Regions from separate parts of the Homo sapiens genome. Here region 1 is linked to region 2. A link is a loop called in an ENCODE intact Hi-C map of the cell type or tissue named here. Cell type or tissue: heart left ventricle. All regions are shown on one strand. Each heading gives the region's core, and the rest is flanking DNA. Links, peaks and the distances in the headings are about the cores only. Region 1 overlaps SAMTOR (S-adenosylmethionine sensor upstream of mTORC1). Region 2 has its middle 46 kb from the start of LINC03076.

What was found. A loop is a pair of places that touch in the nucleus more often than their neighbours do. Peaks named below come from ENCODE experiments on the same cell type or tissue, not always from the same donor. Only the 100,000 strongest peaks of a DNase experiment are listed, where the experiment ranks them.
Region 1: a loop joins it to region 2, with 3 times the contacts of the local background. A loop is called at or near these places in 7 of 110 quality-filtered maps.

What each region holds. Positions count from the first base shown.
Region 1 is chr7:112,897,072-112,899,987 of GRCh38, forward strand. All of the region lies in intron 2 of SAMTOR (S-adenosylmethionine sensor upstream of mTORC1), which reads right to left. Among named protein-coding and RNA genes, the nearest start is that of SAMTOR, 41 kb to the right of the region's middle. RefSeq lists enhancers at 1,549-1,648, 1,829-1,878. In heart left ventricle, for the core only: a CTCF peak has its summit at 1,811 (motif pointing left); no DNase peak of the experiment used is centred there.
Region 2 is chr7:112,570,731-112,573,646 of GRCh38, forward strand. No RefSeq gene overlaps it. Among named protein-coding and RNA genes, the nearest start is that of LINC03076, 46 kb to the right of the region's middle. In heart left ventricle, for the core only: a CTCF peak has its summit at 1,612; no DNase peak of the experiment used is centred there; H3K27ac peaks cover 917 bases.

The DNA of each region.
Region 1 (2,916 bases), core at 309-2,808, 330 kb after region 2:
CAAATCACACAAGATCCACAGGCCAATTTTAAAATGCAGTCTTTACAAATCTAATCTAATGACAGAGAGCAGTTTAGAGGTTGCCTGGGATAGGGTGTGGGGACGAGTGCAAAGGGGTACAAGGGAGCTTTCTGGAGAAAAATGTTCTATATCTTGATAGTGGTGGTGGTTACATAAGTGTAAACAACTGTAAATACCCACTAACTGTACACTAGATGGGTGCATTTTATTGTATATAAATTATACCTCAGTAAAGCTGATAAAAATGTAGACTTTATCAACTTGAAATTAATACTAAAAAGCTTGCTTATGTTTCTATCAGGTAGAACCATATAAAACTGGTGATATTCAAAAGTTCTTGAGCTACAAAAATTGCAATTTTATGTGGTCTAACCTAACAGCTACTAAGGCAGTAAAATACTTAAAGGGCTAAAATTCTAGGTTCTCATAGAATAATGACAATCATCTAAATTCCAATATCCCCATATACCCTCAAAAAACATACAGATCAATAAAGAGAGCAAATAAAAGCACTTACCATTTATACCTATGGCATAACAAGGAAATAAAAAATAACACTTCATTTTACTTGTTATTGAAAAAATAAAAATCTGAAACCGAGTTGGCTTTGGAGGCCACTCAAAGTACAGAGTCAGATGACGACTGCATAAAAGAGAGAAATGTATGAAAAGGTGGCCAAACAGAATCTTCCAGCAATCACCCCCTAGACCTGCAAGAATATCAAATTGAGTAACTATCCATGCAAAAAAGCACCTTCATAAGAACTAAGTCAGTTAAGAGATCACAGTTCCTACAAGAAAAGATGCATTGAAGATGATAGGAACTCCATAGACAGTCTTGAACTGTCTATACCATCCTCTCCCAAGCCCCGGCAGTACACCCCAGAGAGATAATCTTTGTGCTTTGCAGAGGGAGTGTGAAATAACTACGGGACTTTGCACTGGAACTCCATGTTGCCCTGTCACAGTGGAACACAGCACTGGGCAGAAATCTACTGGTGCCCACAGGGGGCATTTAGACCATCCTTGAACAGACAGAAAGAAGTCTGCTGCCCTAGTGGGAGGAATCTTAGTCCTAGTCTGCTTTGCTACTGGCTGAATAAAGTGGCCCTGGGCTCCCAATAAATGTCAGTGGCAGCCAGACCATGGCAACTGTAGTCTTTGGGTGAGCCCCAGTGCTGTGCTGGTCTCAGCAGAGGCTGTGAGCCCAGGGTACTACAACCAAGTGTGACACCAGCTGTGGTGGCCATGGGAATGCCTCCATCACCCCTCCCCTCATTCTAGGCAGTACAGTGTAGAGACTTCTTCCACTTGGGGCAAGGAGAGGAAGAGTATAGGAGACTTTGCCTTGCAACCCAGGTACCAGCCCAGCCACAGTAAAACAAAGCACCAGGCAGAATCCTAAAGCCCCTGATTCCAGGCTGTTGTTCCCACATGGCACTTCTAGACCCACCCTGGGACAGAAGGGAATCCTCTGCCCTGGGGGGATGGACCCCAAGTCCCTGCAGGATTCATTACCTGCTGACTAAAGTGGCCTTGGACCTTCAGTAAACATCAATGACAGTTCAAATATGACCCAGCATGAGGCCAGCTGTGGTGGCCACAAGAGTGTCTGTGTCACTTCTTCCCCAACTCTGGTCAGACCAGCATAAACAGACACTCATTCCACCTGGGGGAAGAAGAGGGATTTTGCCTGGGAACCCAGCAACTTCTCCCTTATCTTCAAGTCCATTAGGGCTGGGAATTCAGCAATCTGCAGAAGTTGCAGTGTACCTGGGCTTAGAGTGCCCTCTAGTGCTGAAATGGTTACAGTGACCACAGGCTTAGGTAATACTTTAGATAAACTCTGAATGCTTAGAAGGCCCTCTGAAAAAGGATGGATACTAACAAGTCCAGATTACAAAGACTGGAATAAATATCTAACTCTTCTATGCCCAGACACTGAAAAACATCCACAAGCATCAAGAACAGTCAGGAAAATGTGACCTCACCAAACAGACTAAATGAGGCACCAGTGACCAATCCTGGAGTAGTACAGATATATGACTTCTCAGGGAATTCCAAATAGCTTTTTGAGGAATCTCAATGAACTTCAAAAAAACAGAGAAGGAATTCATAAATCTTTCAGGGAAATTTAACAAAGAGATTAAAATAATTTAAAGAATCCAACAAAAATCCTGGAGCTGAAATATTCAATTAATGAACAAAAATATGTATTACTATCTAAACAGAATTGATCAAGCAGAAGAAAGAATTAGCTTAAAGACAGGCTATTTCAAAATACAGAATCAGGGGAGAAAAAGAAAAAAGGAGTGAAAAAGAAAGAAGAATGCTTACAAGTCTGGAAAATAGCCTCAAAAGGGCAAATCTAAGAGTTATTGGCCTTAAAGAGGAAGTACAGAGACTGGGGTAGAACGTTTATTCAAAGGAATAATAACAGTTTTCCAAACCTAGAGAAAGATACAAATATGCAGTTATAAGATCAAAGAACACCAAGCAGCTTCACCCCAAATAAGACTACCTTCAAGGCATAAAATCAAACTCTTATAGGTTAAGGACAAAGAAAGAATCCTAAAAGCAGTAAGAGAAAAGAAACAGGTAACAAATGAAGGAACTCCAATACATCTGGCAGCACACTTCTCAGTGGAAACCTTACAGGCCAAGAGGGAATGAGATGACATATTCAATGTGCTGAAGGAAAAAAAAAAAAAAAGGAAACAACTTTCAACTGAGAATACTGTACCCCGCAAAGCTATTCTTCAAACACAAAGGAGAAATATGTAGATAAACAAAGATGAAGGACTTCACACCAGACCTACCTTACCAGAAATGCTAAAGAGAATTTTTCAACTTGAAAGAAAAGGATGCTAACACACAATAAGAAATCATCTGAAAG
Region 2 (2,916 bases), core at 279-2,778:
ACAGAAATCTTTCTTCTGGGCCCTCAACAACATCCTTACCATATAAAGGCACAAACTGCTCAGATATTTTGTATTTGTATTTTCACATATTTCTCAACTCTATTTTGTGTACACTCATCATGGAGTTACTTATTTTGGGAATTGAGTATCCTATGAAATTCATTATCAAGTTTATTATAGAAATATTTTATCTTTGCTGGTTTTTTTTAGAATTACAAAAGTTAAAAAATTTTTTTCCATATGTTTTGCTTACACAATAAGGATATTTGTGTTATGTCTACATAAAAAAGAAACGAGTTGTTAAAAAGAGGGAAAATAGTCATTATGGTGGTTGATTTATCTATATGCCACTAAACAATTGGTTTGGCAGACTTCTCTTAATTGATTCAATTATCATTATAAAATATGGTCTTAATATCTACTTGATAATTAATTTCCGACTCAAAACCCCACCTTCCCTGCCTTTAGAAATCTGCTAATAGAAATGAAGTTTCAAAAATAAGTATCAGTGAAATTGAAGAATCTGGAGTCCAGATGAAGGAAATAGAGCCAGTTCATGTAATGAAGTTCTAATTCATTCAGCTTTAAGACTATACAAAATTTGGGTTCCTCAATTCTTTTTTTTTTTTTTTTTTTTTTTTGAGACACAGTTTCACTCTCGTTGCCCAGGTTGGGGTGCAGTGGTGTGATCTCAGCTCACTGCAACCTCCACCTCCCGTGTTCAAGTGATTCTCCTGCCTCAGCCTCCCAAGTAGCTGGGATTACAGGCATGCACCAACATACCTGGCTAATTTTGTATTTTTAGTAGAGATGGGGTTTCACCATGTTGGCCATGCTGGTCTTGAACTCCTGACCTCAGATGATCCATCTGCCTTGGCCTCCCAAGTGCTGGCATTACAGGCATAAGCCACCATGCCCACCCTTGAATTCTTAAGAATATGATTTAGACTTGGATCTGGTAGTAAATACCCATATTTACATTTATCATCTATAATTATTATTCCATTAGAGCAGGCGAGATCTGCATTTTAATCATGATGGATAAAGAATGAGAAGTGAGATAACATCTGAATACATTTAGTGAACTGTAGTTTCTATCTAACTTTTAGTAACAATTGTTATTGTCTTAACTACCTCTGAAAGTCAGGCTAACTCTCCAATGCTAATGTAAGAAGCATGCAGTCTGTGGCAGGCTGTATCAGTTAGGATCCAGACAGGAAATAAATGGCCCACTTAAACCGAGTAACAGAAAGAGTTCAATGAAAGGACCATTTACAAAGATGTAGGCAGGGTAGGCAAGGTCAAAAGGAACTTGTAAGGAATGATAAAGCTAGCAACGGAAGGGAGTCATTACCTCCTAGATCTGAGGCCGCAAGAGAAGGAAGTAGAACTGATATATACATATATGAGAGATGGAAGACACACACACACACAGGCAGAGAGAGAGAGAGGCTATAGCAGAATTGATCTGATGGGGGTTGTGGCCTTTGGTAGAAGAAAAGAGCCAAACAATAGCCAGAGAAAAAGATACCCTAGTCTCGCCTCCTCTTCTTCACTTGGATCTACTAGTGCCTCCCATTGGCTGAACTCAGCTGTAAGCCAGAGGGCAGCACTGCTCATGATGCAATTAATCAACAAACCAGTCCCTAGGCACAGAGCAGAGAAGAGCAGGGTGGAGAATAAATTTGTTCTGGAAGAGCAAGTGAAATACATCCAGTGTCCAGGCTAAGACTGATATCTATATCATCCCTCAATTCACCAGGGGTTAATTAACTTTTATTGGTCCAGATATTGACATCACTCCTTCCCTTGAATGCCACCTGTTACTTCCTTATTGACAAATCAAATACTTCTGTCACTTTCAAACTTTCCTTTCTTTTTATTGTATATCTTGGATGATCTCTTCCATTTCTTTTTCCCACACCAAATTATTAATTTCTAGAACTATAGCTCAGACCTTCAGTCCAGAAAAGCTCCACCTTGAACTGGATGAGCTTGGCTTGTTAAATTTGGAGTAAGCCACCTAACAGGAAGTTGAGGTTCTATCTGATGCTGCCCCACAAAAGAATATGTAAAACTTACAAGAGATTGTTGCCCTGGGTGAACATTGAACCATGACTTCTAAAGTCTATAAATATTGTGAGTTGGAAGCCTGACAATATTGGCAACATGCCAAGGTACATAGTAGCTATCTTTATGGATCACTAGCTGCTGTACCAGTCTCACCTGAAAGTGATCAGATAAATGCGTTCTTTCATGTTATATGGGAAAAGAGAGAAAACAAAGAGTCATATATTTTTCTGAATTTACACAGGAACTGCTGTATCAAGCTGTTAGAAAATCTTGATGTCCTTAAAACACACCTTGTCACAGTATCCAGCCTTATTATTTTTGTCTTGATATGGTCAGAGCCCTTTGAATAACAGCCCTGAGAAAGTTTACCAACACACTTTACCACAGTGAGATTACCTTTAAGGGGACATAATTTGGCCCCTGCTTTCCTCTCTGATTTCATCTTTTACTATTCTCCCCAACACCTTTGTGCACATTTGCACACACAGACATACACACCCACAGACAGATACACTCCTCTCCACCATACTAAGCTTCTTTCTTAACTCTAGGTTCTGCACGAGCTGTTTCCACTGCCAGAAACACTTCCTCCTCCTAGTATTTTTCTCAACCTGCCACTTATTATATTGTATCACATTTGCTTATTAATGACTCTAGGTTTTGAATGCCATGAGAGCGGGGGCTATTTTTACTTCTTTGTCATTGAATCCTCAGGACTTTGTCTGGTGCCTGGCACATAATAGCTTCTCGTTAACTGTTGAATTCATTAGTGAATGAAGGAAATAGCAACAGGAAAAGTTTTATTCACCAGTGTTTATCCTAAGGTTAGCTCTGCTTAGGATG